Linked DNA regions of Homo sapiens: region 2 is linked to region 1. Evidence: chromatin contacts called from ENCODE Hi-C or POLR2A ChIA-PET data. All regions are on one chromosome and are shown on one strand. The core of a region is the stretch at or near the end of the contact, and the rest is flanking DNA. Distances in the headings are between cores, read along the strand shown.

Evidence for each region. A loop is a pair of places that touch in the nucleus more often than their neighbours do. ChIA-PET counts read pairs that join two places held with the same protein, here RNA polymerase II (POLR2A). Pooled maps may share reads with other maps.
Region 2: a map of B cell shows a loop between it and region 1 (2.6-fold over the local background). The contact joins the promoter of MSH2-OT1 here to the promoter of BCYRN1 in region 1. A Hi-C loop is called at or near these places in 4 of 168 maps with a recorded cell type or tissue (B cell, Caco-2, OCI-LY7 and 1 more), 9 of 37 single-sample maps with no recorded cell type and 12 of 50 pooled maps. POLR2A ChIA-PET finds 5 or more read pairs at or near these places in 2 of 52 experiments (activated CD4-positive, alpha-beta T cell and activated naive CD4-positive, alpha-beta T cell).

What each region holds. Positions count from the first base shown.
Region 1 is chr2:47,333,349-47,337,266 of GRCh38, forward strand. It overlaps BCYRN1 (brain cytoplasmic RNA 1), which reads left to right and starts at 1,967. Exons shown (of 1, transcript NR_001568.1): 1 at 1,967-2,166. All of the region lies in intron 1 of EPCAM-DT (EPCAM divergent transcript), which reads right to left. RefSeq lists a silencer at 1,398-1,447 and enhancers at 3,325-3,414, 3,602-3,896.
Region 2 is chr2:47,525,252-47,529,169 of GRCh38, forward strand. MSH2-OT1 (MSH2 overlapping transcript 1) reads left to right here and starts at 2,286. Exons shown (of 3, transcript NR_120602.1): 1 at 2,286-2,553; 2 at 3,050-3,117; 3 at 3,816-3,913. The region is part of intron 1 of KCNK12 (potassium two pore domain channel subfamily K member 12); the gene reads right to left. It also overlaps a transcript of MSH2 not described here.

The DNA of each region.
Region 1 (3,918 bases), core at 717-3,216:
GCACTGCCACCGCATCAGCTTCTTCCAGATGCCAAGAAGCACCTCTGGGTCTTGGGGTTCCGGCTTGTTTGTGTCACAAGTAATAACTTGTATTTTATTTGCTTTTAAAAACTGGATATGCTCCCACTTCTCAGCCTCTACAATGAGACCTGTGTTTCGTGTTTTTCAGTGTGCCTTTGAGAAAGGCCCATAAACCTATAAACACCCTTTTTCTCCCCAAGGTGAGGTTTGACCCTAGTACTTACTACCACTGTTTACTGGAGAGTCATGTTGAGAACATCTCCTTTAGGCTCTATTTCTCATCCTAAGGGATATATCCAGCCTTCATTATGGAAGGTTTTGAAGGCCTCAAATAAAATCAAAGTAGAATTTGAATAAAACATCTTGGCTGGGCACGGTGGCTCGCATCTGTAATCCCAGCACTTTGGGAGGCTGAGGTGGGCGGGTCACAAGGTCAGGAGATCAAGAACATCCTGGCTAACACGGTGAAACCCCCATCTCTGCTAAAAATACAAAAATCAGCTGGGCGTGGTGGCGCGTGCCTGTAGTCCCAGCTACTCGGGAGGCTGAGGCAGGAGAATCGCTTGAACCAGGGAGTCGGAGGTTGCAGTGAACCGAGATCACACCACTGCACTCCAGCCTGGCGACAGAGAGACTCTGTCTCAAATAAATAAATAAAACATCTTAAAGAAATAGAAAATACTAGTAGAGTATTCACTCTGATTTCAGAATCAATTTGTGGAAATTCAGTTTCACAAGAATGAAAAAAGCCCCCTAAGCAAGGTAGCTTTTTTTTTTTTTTTTAAAGATGGGGTCTCACTATGTTTTCCAGACTGATCTCAAACTCCTGGGCTCAAGCAATCCTCCTCCCTCAGCCTCCTGAGTGGCTGGGACTACAGGTACACATCACCACCACCCTGCTAGGATATGGTAGCTTTTTAACCAAAACACACCACCATGCAATGGAGAGCATGTAACTTGTTATTTGGTCATACAAATACATCAGAATAAATTCCACCTCTCTTGTGGAGCCCTTTTTCCTACATCTGCACAGAAACTGGCACTAGCAGGACTGCAACCGAGGCAGACTCGAGAATTAGCAGACTCTGGCTCAGGCAGGACAATAGAGCAGCGGGAAATTTCTTTCAAGGGCTTTTGTTGCTGTTGTTGAGATGGAATCTTGCTGTGTCACCCAGGCTGGAGTGCAGTGGTGCTGTCTCGGCTCACTGCAATCTCCGCCTCCCAGGTTTAAACGATTCTCCTGCCTCAGCCTCTCAAGTAGCTGCGATTACAGGCATGTGCCACCATGCCCAGCTAATTTTTGCATTTTTGGTAGAGATGGGGTTTCACTATGTTGCTCAGGGAGGTCTCGAAACTCCTGACCTCAGGTGATCCGCCCACCTCGGCCTCCCAAAGTGTTGAGATTACAGGCATGAGCCACTGCGCCCGGCTTGAGACCTTGAGGGGCTTTTTAACCAAGAGATGGTGTAGGGACAGAAGCCAGCAAGAAGAACATGGTGGACTCTCTGTGAGGCCCCAAACCCCAAATCATGAGCCTCCGCCCCCTGAAAGTATTCCAGGATCTCTGAGGGAGGTTTTGGGAGGGGGCCAAGGTCCTGCAATTGGGTGGGTGGGGCTCCAAGCCATTGTTCTTTGCACATTCATGCCAATGTGACCTAATTGGCTAAGCACAGGCTGGAGAAGCTAGATAAACCTATTTAAATTCAGAGCCAAAAGACACTCAAGGATGTTTTCTGAGGGGGTGTGAGGGTTGGAAAATCATCCTATATTTGATTTATCTCCCACCTCATGTCCTGAGTCAATTCCTTAGTCTTAGATGAGGGAGACGACTTGGGAGTCATCCTTGTTTTTGATGAGCTATATAACCCTATGGCCAGCAGAGGGAAGTACTGCATTTCAGAGCGACAATTTGAGATCTATGAAAGAATTTCAATCGAGAATAAGAGGCCGGGCGCGGTGGCTCACGCCTGTAATCCCAGCTCTCAGGGAGGCTAAGAGGCGGGAGGATAGCTTGAGCCCAGGAGTTCGAGACCTGCCTGGGCAATATAGCGAGACCCCGTTCTCCAGAAAAAGGAAAAAAAAAAACAAAAGACAAAAAAAAAATAAGCGTAACTTCCCTCAAAGCAACAACCCCCCCCCCCCTTTTCATATTCTTGCCTGGAAGAAAGGCCTTGCTTTCCTCAGCTTCTTAAAGCTGGGAGAAGTTAAAGCCATTCTGAAATGCTGCTGCTACTGCTATATGTGGGGGAGAAAGCAAATTTTCTTTTTACTTTTTTAATCAGTATTTATTTTAAGTTCGAGGGTACATGTGCAGGATGTGCAGGTTTGTTACATAGGTAAACGTGTGCCATGGTGGTTTGCTGCACAGGTCAACCCATCACCTAGGTATTAAACCCAGCATCCATTAGCTATTCTTCCTGATGCTGTCCCTCCTCCCACCCCACCAACAGGACCCCAAATTTTCTTTCTTTTTTTTTTTTTTTTTTTTTTGAGATGGAGTCTAGCTCTGTCACCCAGTCTGGAATGTAATAGCTCAATCTCGGCTCACTGTAACCTCCATCTCCCAGGTTCAAGTGATTCTCCTGCCTCAGCCTTCCAAGTAACTGGGATTACAGGCATGCACTACCATGCCTGGCTAATTTTTGTATTTTTAGTAGAGACGGGGTTTCACCATGTTGGCCAGGCTGGTCTCAAACTCCTGACCTCAAATGATCCGCCTGCCTCAGCCTCCCAAAGTACTGGGATTACAGCTGTGAGCCACCGTGCCCAGCCTCCAAATTTTCTTATTTCCATGGCCTTGAGCAAAATTATACCATCCTAGACAAACACACACACACACACACACACACACCATTCTCCCCCTCTTGCTGTCTTTCTCAGATATGAGTCTCTCCTCCAATGGCCATTTTAAGCTTGCTCTTTTGCTCTGTAATACAAGGCCTGTTCCCTGTTAAAAGGAATGTCAGGCATCTGTGAGCAGGTAGGGAAAACATTGCAGGAGGCAAGTAAACTTCTCAGCATACCTGCCATCATTCATACCTTGAAGGCAGGTCAAGCCTGTAGCGTCTGAGTCTTCCATCCCTGAAGCACCAGCAGCTCTGACTAGAGGTCCTGTCTCCCAGCTGTGGCCCCAGCTCTCCCTGATGGTGACAGTTGCGACTTCCAAACTTGCTCCTCCCCATATCTGTAACTGAGCCCAGCGTACATTTGCCTCATGGGTGCCATTGGACTTCCTTTGTGAGCCATGTTTTCTTTCACCTTGTCCCAATCCACAGTTAACCAAATCTTGGCCCAAATTATGTGCTGGCTGGTGTTGGGCAGCTGTGAGACCCCTCCTTGCCCCATCTCTGTCTTCTAGGCTCTTCTGAGAACCAGTGTCCTTTGAGATCTCAGATGGGATTTAGAGGAGGGTTTCCACCCAGACCACTTTCCACAAATTTCACTTCTGCATTTCATCTGGTAGGGTGTGGTTTTCAACTAGAAGCCCAAATGAGGAAGAAAAAAATTCATTCACCATTCAGGACAGGGTGTTCACATTTGAACCAGGCAGAAATAGCTGAAAGAAACTGAATTCTAAAGGGACTCTCAGCTTTTGGGGGAGACATATTTGAGTGCAGGAGGCTAGACCACCCACTGGCTGGCTCTTTGCTCCTCACTGAGGCCAGCCTTGACTCTAAACAGATAACACAGGGCCAAAACACACCCAGCCAGCTTTGATAAGCAACCGTCTCTGCCAAACAGTTTCTTTCACAGGGCCCAGATGATCTCATCACAGAGGCTGCATTCTCTGGTATCTGTTCCAAGCACAGACTCACTTCTCATTACCTTTGCAAATAATAGTCAATCTATCCTGAGAAGCTCCTTTATATCCCATACTGGGCTAAGGTCTGAAGAGGG
Region 2 (3,918 bases), core at 1,036-3,535, 190 kb after region 1:
GAAGTTGTTATGGGTAGTTGTTGTGGCAGTGGAGAGTGCTGTGGATTCTTTCACTCACCCCCAGGCCAGGGGATGGTTGGAGCAGGGAAGGTCAAGAGGACTTATGGAGTGTCAGCAAGAGCCCGGCAGCTCACTTCCTAGCTGGCTGGGCACAGCCGCTCACAGGCCTACCCAGAGTGGAGCATGGTGAGGGTTCTGGGAGAACCCGGCAGTGTCCCCTGGAGTCCAGAGCTGTGCTGGAGAGTTCTCTGGGTGGGAGGCTGACTGGGGCAGCCCCCACAGGCAGGGGAGGAAGAGGGCAGTCCCAGGGGCCATCTGTACTTCAAGGGCTTGCTTCATCAGGAGATGTGAGGGTGACATGGGTCACCAGAGGGTGACAAGTGGATACTGAAAGGAAGAGATCTGAAGAGACTGCTCAAGAGGGCTGCCTGCTGGAGCAAGGGGGCCCTAGGAAGAAGAGGCTGAGGGGCAGAGGGCTGGGGACAGCATGAGAGGGAGTCACAGGAGGAGGGATGGAGAGGGCAGTGCCCACTCAGGGAATGGGGCAGGGAGTGGTCCCTGTGCAGGGCTCCCAAGGACCCATAAATAGATGCCGTGAAAGCACATATGCCTGTTCTAACAGGGAGCCTTGCAGCCCCACCAGCAAAAGTTAAGAAGGAATGATAGTGGCTCCAGTGATGTAAGATCACCCCCATGCCCCATCCACTGCGGGTCCCCTGAGCCATGTGTCAGCCCAGAGCTAGAGGGGGAGGCTAAATAAGCTCTGATTAGAAGTGAATTTGAAGATTTGATTAAACAACTGAGAACGAGTCTCAATCTTAAAACTGGTACTTAATTAACAACAACAACAACAACAAAAGAGGCCGGGCGTGATGGCTCATGCCTGTAATCCCAGCACTTTGGGAGGCCAAGGTGGGCAGGTCACTTGAGGTCAGGAGTTCAAGACCAGCCTGACCAATATGCAAAAACCCCGTCTCTCCTAAAAATACAAAAAAAAAAAAAAAATTAGCCAGGTGTGGCGGCGGGTGCCTGTAGTCCCAGCTACTCGGGAGGCTGAGGCAGGAGAATGCCGTGAACCCAGGAGGCGGAGCTTGCAGTGAGCCGAGATTGCGCCACTGCACTCCAGCCTGGGCAACAGAGTGAGACTCCCTCAGAAAAAAAAAAAAAAAGAGAAAGAAAGAAAAGAAACAAAGAAACTGGCTGAGCCTGGTGGCTCACGCCTGTAATCCCCAGCACTTTGGGAGGCCAAGGTGGGTGCATCACTTGAGGCCAGGAGTTCAAGACCAGCCTGGGCAACTTGGCGAAACTCCGTTTATACTAAAAATACAAAAATTAGCCGGGCATAGTGGAGTGCACTTGTAATCCCAGCTACTTGGGAGGCTAAGCCAGGAGAATCGCTTGAATCCGGGAGGCAGAGGTTGCAGTGAGCCAAGATCGCGCCACTGCCTTCCAGCCTGGGCGACAGAGCGAAACTCCGTCTCAAAAACAAACAAAAACCCCAAAACACAAAAAGACATAAAAACTATTTGGATAACTCTAGCATTTACCCAAGATGTTAAGGAATCTAAAAGGGAGTTCTTAAAGACAATAGATGAGACAAAGCCATTTCCAGTGTCGGCCCATTTAATAAACTGGTTCCACCTGGATTTTCTCTTCATTGTGGTGAAAGCCACCACCTAACAATGCTGGCCCTGCCTGCATCATCGCATGTCATCATGACAACCTATGGGGGAGAACAGCTCCATTCAACAGATGCAGAAACTGCAGGTTAAAGGGTGAAAAGCAGTTGCGAAGTCCCCACAGCTTGGAAATGGTGGAGCCGAGACTGAAACCCAGGTGTGCTAGCATCTAAAGTTCATGCTCTTTCCACCACATTAGACTGTATTCTGAGGGCACCAAGGAAGCTCCATTTTTCTTAAGAAACCAAATTGCAGTCCTCCAGGACCACAGCCAGGGGAGCATCTTCGTGGGAGAGTGGCTGCTGCTCAGAGTTGTGACTCCCATCCTTAAGAGTCCTCTGTCCTCTCTGGCCTCCTTTCTACTGATCATTGCTGTCCCCTTCACAGGGGAGAGGGGCCATGGCCTATCCCCTAAAGAGTCTGCCAAGGTAGACTCATAACCTCCCCGTGGCACAGCTCAGACAAGCTGGGCTATTTACATAAGACTTGACCCAGGGCTTGAGGACAGCGCGAGGAATGAGGTGCAGAGGAGACTGCTGCTTCTGGGTGACAGTCTGCCTGGCTGACCACAGCTGGGGTACTCATTGGCCTCTTGAGGCCCCCCACAGGCCTGCCCTGCCTGACCTACTCTTGTGAGGCCAAGGCCATCTCCTCCACTCTCTGGGGGCCTCTTCTGACTCCTCCAAACTCTTCCATGTCTGGACTCCTGGCTTCTGCCCAAGGCCATCTATTGGAGTTTGGGTTTCCAGTTGAGGATCTGCCTTTTTCCTGGATGACCAAACCTAGAATGTGACCGGCCTCATGCTCCCTCCTCACAAGGGTGTGGCTTTATCCGAGGGCCTCAGCAAGGCAACCAACACCAGACATGAAGCTGGTAAGACCAACATCCACCTATTCATTCCTTCAGCAAACATTTACTGTGGACAGCATCAGGTTGGCAGTATCATGCAAGGCTCAGAAATATGGTGGAAAACCAGACAGATGCAGTTCCTGTCCTCAGTCTCTAGGCTGCCTTCCTAGAGGCCCCTCACTGGGTTTCTTAGCAGTTTTGTACAGATCCTACCCCCTTTGCTGCCAGCAGGCTCACCTCTGGGACAGGGCGCATATAGTCTGGGCCAGAACTTGTCCTGGGGTCTTCTTACGGCCCTGGTTCAGCTTGCATTCAGCATAACAACTTAGCTAGGGAGTGCTGCAGGCCCCAAATGATGCTAAATACTAGACTAGCTGTGTAACACCATCTGCCCAGAATGAAGGGACAGGTGAGGCAGAAGGGTCTCCGACAGCGCACAGGGCAACCAGTGAAAGCGTCCTTACTGTCCTGTTCCTGAGGTCTCTCTGTGCCTGCTTTACTGCCCTTCGCTTTCCTACAGAGCACACTCAGCTCATCCTGGGAGACAAGGTGGGGGTGGAGGATGGTCCATCCTTCTTCCGCATCAAGGTCAGTAGGTTCAGAGCTCTGGGGGGGTGCTGAGACCCTGGGACAGGCTTCCTGCTGAGGGCACTGGGGCCTATGCTTGTGCCACTGCCTAGCCAGTTGCCTCCCAGAGTAGAGAAGCAGTCTCCCAAGCTCTTGCAATTTGTGGGGAGCCAAGCTGCTCTGGAGAGGGGCCTCAAAGCTTCAGCCAGAGAAAAGGCAAACCCAGCCACCCTGAGAATCTCCTCCTCCCCCTCAATCACACCCTGCAGAGGCGTGATCTGTCCCTGGGTTCGCACCAAGCCTGCTATTTTGTTTATGCCACAATTGATCTGCCATCCCAGTTTGCAAAGAGCAGACACTTGGGGGCTTTATTATGCCACTTTGACAAAAGCTGTGAAGCTCGTTCCCACAGCCTGTCTGGTGCCGCCTTCGCAAATGGGGCCCTGGTGATGGGGCCTTCGGAGTTCAGCTCAGAGAGCATGGAAGTGAGATGGAGAGGCCAGCACTGATCTGTATCGTGCAGCCCTGGGCGGCAGCCTCGGTTGGGCCCTTGACACACTCCTCCCATCCAGGCCCCCAGCCACCCTGTGAGGGAGGCACTATTACGCCCAAAAATGCAGGCAAGGAAATGGGCTGAGGGAGGGGAAGCATTCACTGAAGTTAGTTTGTACGTGGCTGAGCTGGCCCTGAAGCCCATGCCCTTTCCACTTGCCAGACAGATGGGAAGTCTTGACTCATTACCCGCTGGAGACTTTTCCTGCTGGGCTCTGCACTGTCAACTGTGAGAGAGGGAAATAAAACGTACTGTACAGTCCAATCTGG